Linked DNA regions of Homo sapiens: region 2 is linked to region 1. The links are chromatin loops, found by intact Hi-C in ENCODE. Cell type or tissue: mammary epithelial cell. All regions are shown on one strand. Links, peaks and the distances in the headings refer to the core of each region. The heading gives the core; the rest is flanking DNA. Region 1 holds the start of LINC02371 (long intergenic non-protein coding RNA 2371). Region 2 holds the start of ITFG2 (integrin alpha FG-GAP repeat containing 2).

What was found. A loop is a pair of places that touch in the nucleus more often than their neighbours do. Peaks named below come from ENCODE experiments on the same cell type or tissue, not always from the same donor. Only the 100,000 strongest peaks of a DNase experiment are listed, where the experiment ranks them.
Region 2: a loop joins it to region 1, with 20 times the contacts of the local background. A loop is called at or near these places in 10 of 110 quality-filtered maps.

The regions. Positions count from the first base shown.
Region 1 is chr12:2,735,607-2,745,336 of GRCh38, forward strand. It overlaps LINC02371 (long intergenic non-protein coding RNA 2371), which reads left to right and starts at 4,469. Exons shown (of 5, transcript NR_186579.1): 1 at 4,469-4,595; 2 at 6,468-6,574; 3 at 6,899-7,002; 4 at 7,858-7,941. It overlaps ITFG2-AS1 (ITFG2 antisense RNA 1), which reads right to left. Exons shown (of 4, transcript NR_146317.1): 4 at 7,020-7,183. It also overlaps the pseudogene LOC100422463. In mammary epithelial cell, for the core only: a CTCF peak has its summit at 4,404 (motif pointing right); no DNase peak of the experiment used is centred there.
Region 2 is chr12:2,807,785-2,817,282 of GRCh38, forward strand. It overlaps ITFG2 (integrin alpha FG-GAP repeat containing 2), which reads left to right and starts at 4,884. Exons shown (of 12, transcript NM_018463.4): 1 at 4,884-5,072; 2 at 9,439-9,498. The coding sequence starts at 4,977. ITFG2-AS1 (ITFG2 antisense RNA 1) reads right to left here and starts at 5,140. Exons shown (of 4, transcript NR_146317.1): 1 at 4,778-5,140. RefSeq lists enhancers at 4,431-5,180, 4,911-5,160 and a silencer at 4,711-4,800. In mammary epithelial cell, for the core only: a CTCF peak has its summit at 5,997 (motif pointing left); DNase peaks (open chromatin) are centred at 4,847, 5,127 and 5,977; H3K4me3 peaks cover 1,681 bases; H3K27ac peaks cover 1,120 bases.

The DNA.
Region 1 (9,730 bases), core at 886-8,885:
GACAGGATCTAGTCTACATTGTACATGATCAGCCTGTCTGTGGTGTGAGTGGATTTGAGTGGATAAAGGCAAAAGTTCAGGCAGGAAGCTATTGTTCACAGCCAAGCCATCAAGGACAGAGGCCTGAGCTCATTGACTAGCAGGGAAGGAGACAAGGCACAGTTGGTGGGGGGTGACTGAATCCAGGAAGTGAGAGAGAAGTTGGCACTAAGGAAAGAAAGCCACAGGTAGTTATTAAACAGTGGATTCAAGCATAAATCCAGGTGCGGTGAAATATTGATGCTGTCGAGTGGGATCTGGTGCTCATGTTCAGTTCTCTTCCAAGGACCTGGGGATATCTTGGTCTTTGGTCAGATTTTTCTTCATCAGCCTCATTCCCTGCAACCTGTTAGGCCTCCTGGATGACGCATATCCAAAGAGTTACCATTTTCGGAGCATAATCTATGTCCTGTGAGCCTCAAAACAGTCTATAATGAATCGATTTGTGTCCCCCTAAAATTAACATATGGAAACCCTGACCCTTAATATGACTACTTGAAGATAGGGGCTATAGGGAGGTATAAAGGTTAAATGAGGTTGTAAGCATGAGACCTTAATCTGACAGGACTAGTGTCCTTACAGGAAAAGGAACAGATGTTACAGATGTCTTTCTCTGCGTGTACATAGAGAAGAGGCCACGTGAGGACACAGCAAGAAGGCAGCCATCCACAAGCCAGGAAGAGACCCCTCCCCAGAAAACAACCCTGACAGCATCTGAATCTCAGACTTCCAGCCTCCAGAACTGGGAGAAAATGCATTTCTGTTATTTAAGCTACCCAGTCTGTGATATTCAGTATGACAGCCCAAGCAAGCTATGCACAGTCTTTAAGAGGTAGGCATTATCATCCCCGTTTATAGATGAGGAAACAGGCTCAGAGAGATTGACTTGACTAAGATCCACAGGTGGTAAGCTGCTCATCCGCTGCCCTGCAGTGGAGTCTTCCTTATAGCAAGCCTTTTGTTTTTGCAGAGAACTTTGTAGGCATATCTTTGAAGAACCACCCATTTGACAACTCTATTTCTAAAGCTCCAGCAGTGGCTCTGCATTACAGCCTGCTGTGCAGATCCACACAACGATGGAACTACAGGGCCTGCTCTGCAAGATCACCCCAGAGATGGCTTCCCAGTCTTGGAGATGCAGAGATTTGCTGTACTTCTCTGTCCTCCTGCAATAGTGACAGATGTTTTCAGTCAGCTATACACTTTTCAGCTGGAAAAGCGTGACTTTGTGGCTATATAGGATTCCCCATGAGTCCCCTGCACCTCTCTTCTGTAACCGCGATGCTACAAAGTGTGCAGAGGAGCCCTGCGGCAGGGTTTCCAGTCACCTTCCTGTAAGCACCCTGCACTCCCAACCGTCTGGCTACAAGTCCAGTGGGACATGAGCCTTACTGAAGCAAGCTTTGACGTTTTAGTTTGAACCAGATGAAATTATGATTTTTAGAGGTAAAAATGATCAAATATCAGCAATTTCATATGAATCAATGTAATCAATGCAGCTGGCCCTCACTCCTGCCCCCTCCCTCTCATTCAATCCTCTCAGGCTGCCCTCAGATCACCCCAGATCCCTGGCTTCCTCCTCCCACCCTCCCTGGCGGAGTCCCCGTGATGGACAGAGATGGACACCTGCGAGAGAAGTCCACAAAGGAAGAGAGAGGAAATGGTCAGAGAGGTAGGAGGACAGTGTCAGGGCCCAGAACCCATTACCCCAACATATGGCCCCTTGGCCTCCTGAGTATTTTCTATGGAAGCAGATGGAGAAAACGGCAGGAGCAAGAAGGTCACTCTCTGACCCACACTTCTCCTTTCTCCCCTGAGCATGGTCAGAAAGGAATTCTCCGACTTGCCTTGCTTGAAAGTAGGTCAGGAGACTCTCATTCCAGAGAGGTCCTGGCTCGGTCCCCATACCCCTTCTCCCCTCTGGCCTCATGAAGCTTCTGCTTAAGGAGGGCTCCATGTCCGTCTTTAGCATCTCAGGGTGAATTAAGTCCCTGCCCTCTAAGGGCATTTTCATGTGAAGCTTTGTTCTCTGTGACATAAGAGGAGAGGGATGTTTAGAGGAGTTGGGGGAGGAGACTCCAGGGGATTTTCTTGTCCCCACAGATACATCTCTCCACATAGCAAAATACATGCAAAGCACCCGGCACAGTGCCCAGCACACAGTCAGTGCTCATGAAGTGTCGGTTCCCTCTGCCCACTGCAGTGGGTACAAACAACACACAGGGTGCCAAGCTTCAGCTTGGTGAAGAGAAACATAGCCCGCGTTCCAGCTCCCGGGCCTTGTCCTCTGCGTCACAGCTCAAGGCTAAAGCAGCTGAGGCCCTGGCATTTCTTGTGGTGAGGATGGACCAGCAAGTCTGTTCCCCGTGGCCCCAGAAGTGCTGCTGCCTGCCTGCTGCTGCTCTGTGTCTCCAGCTCCTCCCTCCGTGCCTCACCAAAGCCCACTCCACCTCCCTCCCCTCCCAATCCTCCTGGAGCTCCCACCTCTCATCTTTCCTTCCACTGTGGGGCAGGTGGCGATCTGTAGGCCGACCCGAGAAAGAACTGCCCCTACCCTGCCTGAGAGGCTCAAAGCCAGGGGCACTGATCCAGCTTTCAGCTCTGAGAGGATGGACCAGGATATTTCCCTGATGCCCTCAGGGGTCTGAGGGTAAAGTGGGTCAGAAGCAAGACAGAGGGAGGCACTGAGCTGAGCACAGATGGGAAAAGGAAGATCTTGTGGCCCAGAGCTAAAGAAGACACAACCCTGTGAGCAGAAGACCCTATCCCAGCAGGGAAAGGCACGTCCTGGTGTGGGAGAGTTGCAAACCCCTCTAGGTAGCTTCCTGCCTGTGCCTTTACTCTAGGGAGCTGGTGTCAGAATCAAGGGCACCATCAAAATAAGATGCCAGGGACATCTCAGCTGTGTCAAACAAATGCCCAAAGACCCTGCTATTGCAGCTGGGGGTGGGACAGCAGCCTCCTCACAGGCCCACCCTGCCCTTTATGGCACAGCCCAGGACCCACTGTCAAAGCTGTCTCTTCCCAGTCTCAAAGCACTGTCTCGTCTGTCGCCTCATTTGTGACTCACTATAGGCCTCTGGGTCAGGCAGGACAAATGTCACTTCAATTTCATATAAAGGGAAACTAAGGCAAGGGGTGCACTAAGTGACTTGGACCAAGGGATAAGTGAATTGAGGTCAGGACTCAGATCTCCTTGGCTCCACACCAGACAACCTGCCACATGGAGGCCTCACCCTAATCTTAACACTTCCATGGATCCATGGCTTCATCAGCCACCACAGGAGTACAAGGCCACAGTAATTGCATGCATGTCCGCATGTGTGTGCAGATGTGCACGTGTGTATGCATGTGTGCAGATGTGTATGTGAGTGTGCATGTGTGCATGTATGTATGAGTGTGTGCAGATGTCCACGTGTGTGCGTGTGTGCAGATATGTACGTGTGTGTGCATGTGTGTATGTGTGCAGATGTGCATGTATGTGTGTGTGCATGTGTGCAGGTGTGTGCGCACATGTGTACTGTGTGTGCATGTGTGTAGATGTCCACGTGTGTGCATGTGTGCAGGTGTGCACGTGTGTACAGATGTGCACGTGTGTATGCGTGTTTGCACATGTGTGCATGTGTGCATGTGTGTATGCGTGTGTGCAGGTGTGTACCTGTTCGCATGTGTGTAGCTGTGCACGTGTGTGCATGTGTGCAGATGTGTACGTGTGTGCACATGTGTGCAGATGTGCACGTGTGTGTGCATGTCACATGTGTGCATGTTTAATGCATTGCTTACTGAGGAAAGAGGAAAAGTGTTGGCAGTTCCTGATGTTTTTCTCCGTCTTGGATATTGTAGGTGTCACTTCCAGGAAAGCCAGACAGCCATGGCATGTCAGGAGGGGGGTTGGGTCCCAGGACAAAACCTATGAAGTGAAGATGAACCCACAACATAGGAGTCCTGCAGTGAGCCCAGCCTGCTCTCCACAGAGATGTGAGCTGCCCTCTCCCAGCCAAGCCCTGGTGTGGGAACAGATGTGAGGAGGCAGGGGCAGGTCCCTGAGATCCCTCCTCTGGGCATAATTTGCTGGAGAGGAGATCACAGAGAAAACATCTGCACAGCCTCTGTTATCTCCTTAGGGGAGCGGGAGCCCCCATCACACACACACACACACACGCGCGCACGCACACACACGCACACACGATGCTTTTTAGTTTGGGCTTTCCTGACCAGAAAAATTCCTAAACATTGTTTCTTAAACGTTTTAGGCTGTAACCAACAGTCATAAAAATGTTTTCTGGTGAGATTCAGTGTACACATACATCTATTGACAATTACACAAGTGTTTCAAGACACTGCTTATAATAAAGCTGCCCAGAAGAGGGCACTGGTGGCAAAGCCAGGCCTGAGATTTTTGTCCTTGCTGGAATTTTTGGAGGATTTTAGCTGCGGATCTAGATCCATTAGAAGGTGGTGACATCCATTTGGTCGGTTATGACTAACCCTTAGAAGAATAGCATAGCGCAGCACAGCACAACAGAAACTATCAGAATGCATCAAATGTCACAAAGGTAAGCACTGTGTTGGGAAACACTTGTTTCATTGCCAATAGATGTGTGTATCTGGGGGTCACCTTGTGAAACGTCTTATGACTGTGGGTGGCATTTACAGCAGTTTGAGACACAGTGTTTAGAAGCTTTCCTGAAAAGATGTCAGAGTGAGGAAGGACTAGCCTTGCAGACTTTTGAAGACAGGAAAGGTGTGGCTGGAGGTGGTGGGAGGGGACACCAGGTGCCCCACCCTGAGGAGTGTGGGGAGAGCGGCAGCCAGGCCAGCACAGCATGCGGCTTCCTGGGGTCCAGTGCTTTCTCCTCAGGAACTGGATGGGAAGAGTAGCAGAAGCACCTCTTTTTCCCCAGCATAGAAAGAAGAATCGAGTGAGTAAGGAAAAGCATGGAAAGAGTCCCAACCAGCGGCGCTTGACAAATCACTCAACTGCCCTGTGCCTTCATGTCCCCATCAGCAAAATGGGGCGGTGGGGGTGACAGACCTTCTACTTTTCTGACTAAGTGAAACACAGTCAATATAAAAAAGGGAAATACCCAAAGCTCCTTATGAGATAACAGTCTCTAAATTGATTTTTAGGGAATACAAATTAATACCTGACCACCTTCCCTAGAAATCAGGAAAAGCATATAATTTAACCTATGTTGGTTTTCTAGAGTGCTTGGTGCACCGAGGCACCTGCTAAATCATGCCTTAAGGAGATCCCACAAACTAGTAAACTAAGAGGGTCTCAGGAGAGGAAGATAACACAGAGAGTTTCTCATTAATTGCCCTAGAGTGGCGGAACCCCGAAGGGTACAGGCATTCAGAGAAGGTTGAGGGCAGGGTGACCTTAGTAGGTACCATGCACAGGGTCAAATACTAGCTGGATCTGCAAGAGCCGGGGTGATTTGCATAAGAAGAAAATATAATAGGGAGGCCTTAGCTAGCTGAGAGTAAGAGCAAGTCTTGAAGGTATAAATACTGCGGTCTGCACTCTACCAGCCTTCCTGCACATCTATAAATCATCCAAGTCTCTGTGCTGTGCCATGAGCAGGCATGGAGTCACCCTCAGAGGTGTAGGGTGGCACCAGGGACCAGCAAGTCAGTGGTCTCATCTGGGAATGAGGTTGGAATGCAGCTGTGCTTCTTGAACTGCAGGCTGACCCAGCAGAGATTGTGAATCAAAATTTTAATAAAAATAGAACAGACTAAAGTGGACTGGGACTCACCAGGGTGCAATGCATGCACTGAGGGTAAGCAAAGGGCATGAGGCTTCATTCCATCAGGTGTGTCTGTGCGTGATGAGAAGCTGTCAAATCTACTTCTCATCGAGTTTCCATCAAAGGCCTGGAAGCCATAGACTAGATGCCCCATGAGGTCCCTCACAGCCCTGCTGTTCACCTACTGAGTGACCGTAGAGTGGTTGTAGGCAGCTGCTTATGTGCTCTTGCTGATGAGGGGGTGGCAGGGCGGGAGAAATCGGGGGACGGGCATAAGTTTGGGTGAAAGTTGAGGGTCACTGGGGAAAACAGCATCAGCTCATGCAAACACGGGAGCCAAGGCCATTCCCCAAAAGAACTTCATGGGCCTAGGATTCTTTCCGCTTTCTCAACACCTTTGACCCCAGAGTGCCTTCACTGCCCCAAGTCAGAACTGCAGGCTTATGAGACAGGCTGCGGGTGAGGAGCTGGCCATTCCCACTGAGCAGGCCTGGAAGATGCCAGGGGCAGGCCAGAACTTCTTGGGTAGGCAACTTCCCCAAACCTGCATGTAAGCACAAAGTGGGCGTCCCTTCACTAAGGATCAGAGCAAAGTGCTTTCTGGGGGTGCAGCTGCCCCTATGGGTGGCCACTTCTCAGCCTCCAGGAACAAGCCCCATGAGCTCTCTGTTCCAGGCTCTCCTACCAGGATGACAAAAATCGGCAACTGATGCTCCCAGAGGAGGACAAGAGGGACATCCGGCAATCTCCAAAGAGGGGTTTCCTCCGCTCTGCCTCACTAGGTAAATGCACCGCTCGCTTTCTGGATGTGGTCGGTGGTTACTCCCTAGAGAACACTGGTCAGGGATGATTGGGAAATCGTTGTGGCCTGCCTCAAATCAGCCCCACACAGTGGGGGCATTTCCAAAGCAAGGAGACAACATTCCAAAGGCAGGGTGTGCAGGGATGAGCCCTGGACACCAGAATACGTCTCAGACGAGGGGAGGGGAAAGGAGGAGTGTCTCGGGCCATAGTTACTGCTCCTGGCACCCCACCAGAGTGTGAATTGTCACAGGCCAGCGTCCTGTTTTCCTGCCCTGATCCTGGCTCTCTGGCTGGCTTTGCAGGTCAAAGAGCCTCCTTCCACCTGGAATGTCTGAAGTGACAGAAGGACCGAGGGGGAGACATCTCTCAGAAGACAGTCCTGCCCTTGCATCTGGTTCATCATCAGGTAGCTCACACTTTTGGACAGGCCACTGTCACCTGCCAGCAGGCCAGACAGTCCCCAGGGTGATGGACAAATCCTGAAGACATCAGTGGGTCTTCCCTGTCTCGATGGCTGGCACGTCCAGGAGTCCAGGAGAAACAGGTCTTTCCATGCCCAAGTTGGTACCTTTTTGGGTGAGAACACTCTGAAAATGAAGACTCTGTAAGTTATTTTGAGCCACACAAGATCAGAGATAGCCATGTCCAAGCATATTTGTGTCTGTCCACAATTGCAGGCTTTTATTCATTTATTTCCATAATAAAAGTCGTGAGCTACATGAAGGGTCCAAGGAGACAATTCTCCATAGAGCCTATTTCTACAAAGGAATTACTCATAGCAAGAGTGCTATGTACAGAAGTCATCCAAAGGGACGTGTAAAGTAACCAACCTTTGGATGGTTACTTTACACCATCCTTTACAATAGGCCTGACAATACACACCCACCACTCCTAAAGGCAAAGAAATAGAACAAATGTTTAGGAGAAGGATAGAGTGGAACCCTGGTCGTCGGGGTTTTTAACCTCATCAAACCATCATAGAAAAGGTGGCAAAGGAGGATGACGGCATCTCTGTCCCTAGAGGCCTAGAATAATTAAAATATATTTAGAAACAATTCAGCAAAGAGGCCACAAAAGGGGCCTGCTGATTCCCAGAAGACCTCTTTAAATCCCAAGGGAGGAAACTACTTGCTGATGGAGCCTGGGCCAATTTTGTTTTTTAAACAAGATCTGCCTCTGAGGCAAATGTCAGCACAGAGAGGACTGGGAGAATGGAGGCAAGAAAAGGGCATAGTTTGACTCCCTCTGTGTCTCTTCCCAGTTCATGGAGGGACGTGTTCAGCTCACTCACCTACAGTGACCAGTGTGGTGGAGCCGCTGACATCTCAAAGATCTATTTGGGAAGGTGAGAAGAGTACTCGTTCCATCTGGGGGTGTTGTCCCAGCCACCTCAGCCTAGCTGGTGGGATGTGGGGGTGTCTGCCGCCCTGTCCCCCCTCTGCTGATGTCCCTCCCCTCAGGCTGTCCAGGTGCCACCTGACACAGGCTGCTGTGCAAAGGCAGGCGGGGAAGCCCAAACCTCACTCCCAGGGAGGCCTCAGCCGCCAGAGTCCAGGTTCTCCAGAGGCTACGATTTGAAGAGGTTGAGGGGGAAGATAGGAGGGAAAGAAGAGTCCTACAACTGTCAGGAATGGGGCACCTTTCCCTGTAACTAAGCAAAGCTCCCTCTTCCCACTGCCCTCCCCAGCCCCAGCTCCCTGTCCTCCCCAACACCTAGTGAGAAAGACGGTGCGTGGAAGGGAGTCCCATGGGCAGATGCTTACACGGCCTCTTTGCGAAGCTTCTTCTGGGTTTAACTTCATTCATCAATTTATTTTTATGTCAAAGCAATGAAACGTTTCTTTCTGGAGCCAGATACCAATATAACAGGTGAACGGGTTTCTGCCACATCTCTACATTGACGGGGGATGCTTGAACCACCTCCCCAGGACACACACCGTTAAGGCCCAAGGGCTGGGGTTGAGCTCTAGATAAGGGAATTGCCTACACCTGGAAGGGTGGACACTGCGTAGACAAACATGGAGGGAGAACCAGAGTGACTTCCTTGTGTAAAAAATTGACTTTCTTGGGGGAGACGAAAACCCAGAAATAATACAAGGTCAACACATGCAATACTAAATTCAATACTTACATGCTAGCAATAAATAACTGGAAATTTTAAATGTTGCAAAAATTACATTTATAATACTTCTGAAAAATGAAATTCTTAGGTATACAAGATTGTCTACTCTGAAAACTTAAAAAGTGCTATAAACAAAATCAAAGAAGGTCTAAATAAATGAAGAGATATTCACGGATGGGAAGATTCAACATAGTAAAAATTTCAATTCTCCCCAGATTGATCTGTAACTTAAATACAAATCCATCAAAATCCTAGCATAGGATATTTTGTCTATATAGACAAACTGATTTTTAAATTTATATGCAAAAGTGAAGGTAAAAAGATGAATTTAGTTTCATTTAGATGAAAATACTGTGCTACAGTATTTTAAGTCCTACTTTAATGCAAGAGTAATCACAATCATGTGGTTTATTGAAGGAATGGACACAGAGACCAATGGAACAGAATACAGAGTACAGAAATGAATCTACACAAATATGGCCAAGTGATTTCTGACAAAGGTGCAAAAGTAACTCAATAGAGAAAGGGCATTTTTTCCACAAATGCTATGGGAATAATGGAATTTTCATGTGCAAAATTTGAACCTCAACCTGAAATTCCTCCTAATATCAAAATTAGTTCCAAAGGGTCACAGATTTAAATGTAACATGCAAGACTATAAAACTTTTAGAAGAAAACATAGGAGAAATATTCAACATCTAGTTCTTAGACATGACACCAAAATAACAATTCATATGTGGAAAAACTTATAACATGGACTTCATCAAAATGTGGGACTCTTGATCTGTGAAGGATCCTATTAAGAGGATGAAAAGACATGCTACAGACTGAGTGAAAACATCTGCAAGCCATATAGCAGACAAAAGACTTATATCCAGAATCCATGAAGAACTCTCAAAACTCAACACATTTTAAAAAAAAACAATCTCGGCCGGGCGCGGTGGCTCATGCCTGTAATCCCAGCACTTTGGGAGGCCAAGGTGGGAGGAACATGAGGTCAGGAGATCTAGAC
Region 2 (9,498 bases), core at 1,499-9,498, 73 kb after region 1:
CCTAACTTTTCCAACAGTTTAATATGCTAAGGTGTACCATGAATGAGAGAGGGGAGGGGGAAATGGTGATATAAGCCAAACCAAGCCCATTGAGAAGCCATGGACCCTGCCCCCAAGGTGGTGAGGCTCTGGGCCTCATGTTTTGAAAGATACTTGGAGACCCTGTTTCTTACCTGGGCACCCTGGGCAAACACAAACCATTCTGTCTACTGTTGGAGGATGAAGTACACAAAGAATCTTCCTAGAAATGCTTCCCACTGGCTGGGCGCAGTGGCTCACGCCTGTAATCCCATCACTTTGGGAAGCCAAGGCAGGCGGATCACGAGGTCAGGAGATCAAGACCATCCTGGCTAACACGGTGAAACCCCGTCTCTACTAAAAATACACACACAAAAAAAAAATTAGCTGGGTGTGGTGGCGGGAGCCTGTAGTCCCAGTTACTGGGGAGGCTGAGGCAGGAGAATGGTGTGAACCTGGGAGGTGGAGCTTGCAGTGAGTCAAGAGCGCGCCACTGCACTTCAGCCTGAGCGACAGAGTAAGACTCCATCTTAAAAAAAAAAAAAAAGAAAGAAACGCTCCCCACTTAATCCCCCCATCCCCTCCTATGGAGATTTCTATTGTTTGTAAAGAATATGCCACTCATATAACTGTATCCATGTCACCTAACCAGGAAGATACCCTAATTAGACAGTTTTGGGGAGCAAGACAAAAACCAGCAGAAAGAGTGCTTGGCTTAGACAAGATGGAGTTTAGATGGTGCCCAAAGAGACCTAGCAACCTTCCAACTAGAAAGGGGCCAAGACCAGGAGTGCTCTTTGTGGAGCCAGGGATCTGTCCATATGGCTTGACAATGCCTAGTCATACAAAACACTCACTGGACTTAAAGTAACTGATGCAAGGTGGGGAGAGGCACAGGCATGGAAGGACTTCACTTGTGCCCTATTTCTTGGAGACCTATCTTTCCTGCCTAACTTTATTTGGCTCTCTTGACAAAAGCCAAAAAGTGTGGTATAGAAGTTGTGATCATACGTCTAGGCATGGTGGCCTGTAATCCCAGCACTTTGGGAGGCCGAGCACTTTGATCACCTGAGGTCAAGAGTTCAAGACCAGCCTGGCCAACATGGTGAAACCCTGTCTCTACTACAAAAAAAATTATCTGGGCATGGTCGTGGACACCTGTAATCCCAGCTACTCGGGAGGCTGAGGCAGGAGAATCGCTTGAACCCGGGAGGCGGAGGTTGCGGTGAGCCAAGATCGCACCATTGCACTCCAGCCTGGGCAAGAAGAGTGAAACTCAAAAAAGTGAAAAAGAAGGCCAGACACAGTGGCTCACGCCTGTAATCCCAGCACTTTGGGAGGCTGAGGTGGGTGGATCATGAGGTCAGGAGATTGAGACCATCCTGGCTAACACAGTGAAACCCATTCTCTACTAAAAATACAAAAAATTAGCCGGGTGTGGTGGCGGGTGCCTGTAGTCTCAGCTTCTCGGGAGGCTGAGGCAGGACAATGGCGTGAACCCGGAGGGCAGAGCTTGCAGTGAGCTGAGATCGTGCCACTGCACTCAGCCTAGGCGACAGAGCGAGACTCCATCTCAAAAAAAAAAAAAAGTAAAAAAGAAGTTGTGATCATAATTACATGACCTTCATGGCAAACATATTCTACAATTAAAAACAGACACCCCGTGTCACAGAAAGATCCAGACCAAGAAACCCAAATGATGAGGAAGATAAAACTAAGGCACTGGGGAATCCTGGGTTGGGGTCTGATCTTAGATAACTGGGTCAGGCCAAGGCACCTGATGAAAGAAGCTGGGTGATCTCATCTCTTGTTCTGAGTTATTTAGTAATATATTTTTTTAAAACCACTTCAGAGGCCGGGCGTGGTGGCTCATGCCTATAATCTCAGCACTTTGGGAGGCCGAGGCAGGCAGATCACAAGGTCAGGAGTTCAAGACCAGCCTGGCCAATATGGTGAAACCCCGTCTCTACTAAAAATACAAAAACAATTGGCTGGGCGTGGTGGCAGTCTCCTGTAGTCCCAGCTACTCAGGAGGCTAAGGCAGGAGAATCGCTTGAACCCGGGAGGCGGAGGTTGCAGTGAGCCGAGATCGTGTCATTGCACTCCAGCCTGGGTGACAGAGGGAGACTGCCTCAGAAAAAAAGAAAGAAAGAAAGAAAAAACCATTTCAGAGGTAAAGTTTTTTTTTTTTTTTTTTTTTTGGAGACAGAGTCTCACTTTCACCCAGCCTGGAGTGCAGTGACACCACCTTGGCTCACTGCAACCTCTGCCTCTTGGGCTCAGGAGATCTTCCCGCCTCAGCCTCCTGAGTAGCTGGGACCACAGGCATGCACCACTATGCCCAGCTAATTTTTGCATTTTTGGTGGAGTCATGGTTTTGCCATGTTGTCCAGGCTGGTCTTGAACTCCTGAGCTCAAGTGATCTGCCTGCCTCAGTCTCCAAAAGTGCTGGAATTACAGGCATGAGCCTCCACAGCCAACCTAGAGGTGAACATTTTGATACTGGTTTTGGTTTTCCCACCCCTTAAAGGCCTAATATGAAGCTTAGGATTTGAACTAGGATGAGAGAATAGAGATGGGGTAGAACACGGGGTGAGGGAGCATGCAACTGCTCTGTAAATGAGAAAATGTATTCAAAGCACCAGGAATACCTGTGGGACCCAGTGCCTTTTAATGGACCTGGCCATCCCACAGTACACAACCAGAAATATGAACTTGTAACACAGTTCAGCTTCAGAATATATCTGCAGTCTCCAGTATTTGTCCAGACTTCCTCCAGTTTACTGTTCTGACCTGCTGTTCTTTCTTACCTGGCTGTCAGATCCACTGGGACATCTAGGAAAAAATCTGCCACCCCCTTCCCCCAAGAAAAGGTCTTGCCCTCCAGCCTCCTCCCACTATGTACAGACATAGAAAGTAGGGACAAGCCGGGCATGGTGGCTCACGCTTGTAATCCCACCTACCTGGGAGGCTGAGACACAAGATCTCGAGCCTGGGAGGCGGAGGTTGCAATGAGCCCAGATCGCACCACTGCACTCCAGAGCAAGACTCTCAAAGAAAAAAAAGAAAGAAAAAGAAAAAAGGGGCCGGGCGCAGTGGCTCACGCCTGTAATTCCAGCACTTTGGGAGGCCGAGGCGGGCAGATCAAGAGGTCAAGAGATCAAGACCATTCTGGCCAACATGGTGAAACCCCGTCTCTACTAAAAGTACAAAAATTAGCTGGGCGGCCGGGCGCCGGTGGCTCATGCCTGTAATCCCAGCACTTTGGAAGGCCGAGGCGGGTGGATCACGAGGTCAGGAGATCGAGACCATCCTGGCTAACACGGTGAAACGCCGTCTCTACTAAAAATACAAAAAATTCTCCTTGAGTGGTAGCGGGCGCTTGTAGTCCCAGCTACTCCGGAGGCTGAGGCAGGAGAATGGCTTGAGCCCGGGAGGCGGAGCTTGCAGCGAGCCGAGATCGCACCACTGCACTCCAGCCTGGGTGACAGAGCGAGACTCCGTCTCAAAAAAAAAAAAAATTAAATTAAATTAAATTAAAAATTAGCTGGGCGTGGTGGCGCTCGCCTGTAGTCTCAGCTACTCGGGAGGCTGAGGCAGGAGAACTGCTTGAACCTGGGAGGCAGAGGTTGCAGTGAGCCGAGATTGCGCCACTGCACTACAGCCTGGGCAACAGAGCGAGACTCTGTCTCAAAAAAAAATAAAAATAAAAATAAAAAAAAAAAAGATAAAAAGGAACAGCCCCTGGTCCAAAATCCCAGATAAGGTAGAATCATTTTTTTTTTTTTTTTGAAACACCAAGTGCGAGTCAGCCTGGGTTTTTAGACCTAAATCTAAAAATGTATTGAACACCTGTATGATTTCATAAATATTGCCCTGATTGACGAGGCACCCCAAAGAAAGGCAGAACTGGATTCAACATGGAAAGAAAGTATCCCAAGAAGCCAGCCATGAGAGTGACAGTCCCATCTGTGCTACAAGAGTAAGGCTACTGAGGTTGAGATGCAAGAGCTTTGTGCTGGGGGGCCACAAGACAGAGCAGATCCGGAATCCAGGCAACCTTCACTTCCAGCCTGAAGACTCTCCTACGAACTATGATAGTAAATGATGGAGAGGCCCTAGGGTTTGGGATCAAACAATTCTGGTTTGAGCACGCACCCCGCCCCACAATCCTTCCTTCTGCCATTTTACTTAATCTTGCTGAACCTGTTTTCCTCAGCCAAAAAAAAAAAAAGCTCGCATAGTGGCTGAACTAATTATGTGAAATATGTGAAATGTGCTTTGCAGCAGGTGGCTTTTAAACTATTGACCAGAAAACACATACACTGAAAAAAAAAATTTTTTTTACATTATAAGCCAGTATACACATATAAGTATATACAATTGAAACAAGAGTTTCACAAAAACTGTACTTACCTTACTACCTGGGAGTCACTTGGTATATTACTATTGTATTTAATTTTTTATATGCTGATTGCAACTCACTACATTGTTTTCACTCCTAATGGGTAGTTTTTTAAAAACACTTTTCAAAACCATGCAATTATCAGTTATTACGAAGATTAGTAAGATTCTCAGGAATGGTCTGATGGCTAGGAATCTTCATTGCCAGGGAAACAAAGGAAAAAGGTCAAGGTTATTAGGTCAAGCCCTTGGGAGCCCTGTTGCCAAGGGAACAGATCGACCCCCGTCAGGGTTGGTTTACCCACGGTCTGCAGCCCTGTGGAGAAAAGGAGTGGCCCGTGGGCCTGTCACTCACATCAGAGTTGGGAAGCCCGCCTCCAAGCCCGGAAGACCCGCCTCCTCTGTAAGGTTAAAGGAGGAAGAGGCAGAGATTGGAGGTTCAGGCAGTGACGTAACTTGCTGCCTTAGGTGGCCTTCCGCTCTGGCGGCTGTCGCGACGGGGGTTCAGGGAATATTTACTGGGCCTCTCCGCTCCCTCTGCTCTTGGAGGTGCCATGAGGTCAGTTAGCTACGTGCAGCGCGTGGCGCTGGAGTTCAGCGGGAGCCTCTTCCCGCACGCAATCTGCCTCGGAGACGTTGATAACGATACGGTAGGTGCATGCGCACCGCAAGAGACAGCCTGGATCTGTGCAGGGACGGGGCAAGGGAAGTGGAAGAGGCCGCCCGAGCGTGCCACGTGAGCGTGAGCATGCGCGCTGTGGCTAGTTTGGAGCGCTAGAGAGAAAAACTTTATTGATAGCTTCAGTGTTCGTGGTTGGTTTTGTTCCTTGGGAGGTTTTGTTTGTTTTTTGAGACAGGCTCCGTCTGTCACCCAGGCTGGAGTGCAGTGGCTTGATTTCGGCTCACCGCAACCTCTGCCTCCCGGGCTCGAGCGATTCTCCTACCTCAGCCTCCCAAGGGGCTGGGATTACAGGCGCCCGCCACCACGCCCGACTAATTTTTGTGTTTTTAGTAGAGGTGGGGTTTCACCATGTTGGCCCAAAGTGCTGGGACTACAGGCCTGAGCCATCGTGCCCAGCCCTTCTCGTTTTTTAAATAAATTACCACAGGTCAAGCAGGTAAAACAATGCCTGGCACACAGTTTAGTGCTCACTTAAGTGTTAGTGGTGGTGGTGGTGGTGTTAGTATTTTATTCTGTTTTTCTGCAAATCTTTACTGAACTGCTCATTATGCACCAAGGACTCTGCTACATTCTAGGAATTCAAAAATGAACGAGAGAGTTCCAGTCCTCAGATAGCTCATAATCAAGCTGTGTAATAGTCACCGGATAATAAAATGTAATGAGATGCATTGACTAAAGTATGGAGAGGATTCTCCGGTGGAGCATTAAAGGGAATAGTGTCTGATGCTCTTTTTTTTGCAGACTTTATCTTTTCATTTATCATCTATTTCATAGTTCTAATGCAAAGCACTGTATTGCCCCCTTCTACCCTCTGCCCTATCTTCCTACTCGGCCTCCCTGCTTCACAGTTCCTTAACTGTCCTGTACTTATTTCCCACCGCCCCCTAGTGCTGTGATGCAGAAGGTATCTTATGAGGCCTTTTTTGGCTCTACCCTCTCTGGGGAGGAAAGAGTTATTCTCATAAATTTGTGTTATGTTTTCTGGGCTTTCGTGTTTCTTCATGAACTGCCAAGCAGTCCAATTTTATGAGAAAATTAGAGGAGGAATTTTTAAAATTTTTTTGTTTTTTATAGAGACAGGGTCTCACTCTGTTGCCCAGGCTGGAGTGCAGTGGTGCAATCGTAGCTCACTGCAGCCTTGAACTCCTGGGCTCAAATGATTCTACTGCCCCAACCTCCTGCGTAGCTGGGACTACAGGTGCCTGCCACCATGTCTGGCTAATTTTTTTAAAGTTTTGTAGAGATGAGGTCTCACTGTGTTAACCAGGCTGTTCTCAAACCTCTGGCTTCAAGCAGTACACTGGCCTCAGTGTCCCAAAGTGCTGGAATTACAGGTGTAAGCAACCTCACCAGGCCATACTTTTAAACAGTAAATTGACAAAGCACCTTCAGATATACATTATTTTCCATTTTATCTGATTGCCTTCTTTGTTTAAAAGCATTCCCTTTTTTTATAGGTTTATAGCACCAGCTTTTTTGAAATTGTACTTATCTGAAAGAATTACACTATTACACACTCACTTCTGCAATGTTAGATATACTACCATTTTTTTTCACCTGAGTTGTAAGCTCCATTACTATAAGCTCCATAGGGGTAGGAATGTTTTAATCTGTTTTTTCCACTGCTATATTCTCAACACTTAGAACAATGTAGGCACTGGCCGGGTGTGATGGCTCACGCCTGTAATCTCAGCACTTTGGGAAGCTGAGATGGAAGGATCATTTGAGCCTAGGAGTTCGAGACCAGCCTGGGCAACACAGGGAAACTCCGTCTTTACAAAAAAATAGAAAAAATTAGCCAGGTGTGGTGGTGCATGCTTGTAGTCCCGGCTACTCAGGAGGCTGAGGCGAGAGGATTACTTGAGCCTAGGAAGTTGAGGCTGCAGTGAGCCATGATCACACTACGGTACTCCAGCTTGAGCAACAGAGTGAGACCCTGTCTCAAACAAACAACAAAAAAACAGAAAGAAAAGAAATAAGAAACGTCAAGTAATAGGTTTGATTTAAAAAAAACCAGTTTTATGCTTCTGTGATCTGATATTCTCACCAGAAAGTCCCATAACAATTATAACAATTAAAAAATAAAGATTTTTTTTTTTTTTGAGACGGAGTTTCACTCTTATTGTCCAGGCTGGAGTGCAGTGACACAATCTCGGCTCACTGCAACCTCTGCCTCCCAGGTTCAAGCGAACCTTGGCCTGCCTCGGCCTCCCAAAAGTAGCTGGGATTACAGGCGTGAGCCACCGCGCCCAGCCAGAAATCAAAGATTCAAATAAATTCCAATTTGTTTCTAACTTTTCCTTACTGTTCACCTGTTTATCTCTGTTGCCTTTAGAACTAAATTTCTTGAGAGTATTAGTTCAATGTATTCTGGGAACAGGAAGGGGATGTTGGCTGTACCCCCAAGAGGAGATCATAAAGCAGTTTGCGGAAGTGGGGTTTGAAGCCACTTGGTTAACATCGTGAGCCCCTGTAAAGGGCAGCTACCCAGATACAAATGGTGGAGAGGCTCCATACAGGGACCTCCCTTCTCTAGAGCTTAGCCATCACTTGAGGGCACTGGAGGCCCAGAGTGGGGAGCAGCCCCTTCAGGCTCTGCCCCCTCAGGCCCCACCATCCTTTGTGGTTCCCACATACACCTCAAGATCAAAAGGCCTTGCTAGAGGAGGGAAGGCCCCAAGAGTTCACATTGTCTTTTTATTTGGCCCCTGATTAAACATGAGGTCTGAAGTTAGATTCTCCAAAACTCCACCATCTTGGGCTGTTTTCAAAACATGTCCCATTTGTAATGGGCAAATTCAAAGAGCCAAAGTCAGGCATGTGTAACCTAGAGCTGTTCAGGTCGCATACTTTTCTGGGGTGGGCCATAGATTGTGTGTAGCCTCAATTCCTGTAACCTCTCCTGCCCCCTAACACACACACCCCTAAATGGAAATAAAGAACTGGGAAACTATGGTTGTGTTGGCCTCAAAAGATTGTTTTGTTTTGTTTTTTGAGACAGGGTCTTGTTCTGTCACCCAGGCTGGACTGCAATGGCACGATCATGGCTCACTGCAGCTTCAGGTTCCTGAGCTCAAGTGATCCTCCTTCCTCAGCCTCCTGAGTAGCTGAAGCTGCAGGTGTGCACCACCACACCTGGATAATTTTTTTTTTTTTTTTTTGAGACAGAGTCTCGCTCTGTCATCAGGCTGGAGTGCAGTGGCACGATCTCGGCTCACTGCAACCTCCACCTCCTGGGTTCAGGCAGTTCTCCTGCCTCAGCCTCCCGAGTAGCTGGGATTACAGGTGTGTACCACCACGCTCAGCTAATTTTTGTATTTTTAGTACAAACGGGGTTTTACCATGTTGGCCAGGCTGGTCTCGAACTCCTGACCTCATGTGATCCACCCGCCTCGGCCTCCCAAAGTGCTGGGATTATCGGCGTGAGTCACCGCACACAGCCTTTTTTTTTTTTTTTTTGAGACAGAGTCTCGCTCTGTCGCCCAGGCTGGAGTGCAGTGGTACAGTCTTGGCTCACTGCAAGCTCTGCCTCCCGGGTTCACACCATTCTCCTGCCTCAGCCTCCCGAGTAGCTGGGACCACAGGCGCCCGCCACCATGCCCGGCTAATTTTTTGTAGTTTTAATAGAAACAGGGTTTCACTGTGTTAGCTAGGATGGTCTCAATCTCCTGACCTCATGATCCGCCCGCCTTGGCCTTCCAAAATGCTGGGATTACAGGCATGAGCCACTGCGCCTGGCCTTTTTTTCTTTTTTTTTTTTTTTTTTGAGAGACAGGGTCTCACTCTGTCACCCAGGCTAGAGTACAGTGGTGCAGTCTTGCTCACTCACTGCAACCTCTACCTCCCAGGCTCAAGCAATTCTCCTGCCTCGGTGTCCCGAGTAGTTGGGACCACAGGCATGCACCACTATGCTTGGGTAATTTTTGTATTTTTTGTAGAGACAAGGTTTCACCATGTTGGCTAGGCTGGTCTCGAATTCCTGAGCTCAACCAACCAATCCACCCGCCTCCACCTCCCAAAGTGCTGGGATTATAGGCATGAGCCACTGCACCTGGCCTCACCTGGCAAATTTTTAAATTTTTTTGTAGAAATGGGATCTTGCCATGTTGCCCAGGCTGGTCTCTAACTCTTGGCCTCAAGTGATCCACCCACCTCCACCACCCAAAGTAGTGGGATTACAAGTGTGAGTCATTGCACCTGGCCAGACTTTTAATAAAGTAGATGAAGATACAAGTTGAGGTCTTGTGATTACCCTTGGCTAGGCTAAGTAGAGAAGAGCTTGAAGAGGTTCAGCAGAGTCCCATCCTAACGCTTTCTTCTCTCTCCATTTGAAGTTAAATGAACTGGTGGTGGGAGACACCAGCGGGAAGGTGTCTGTGTATAAAAATGATGAC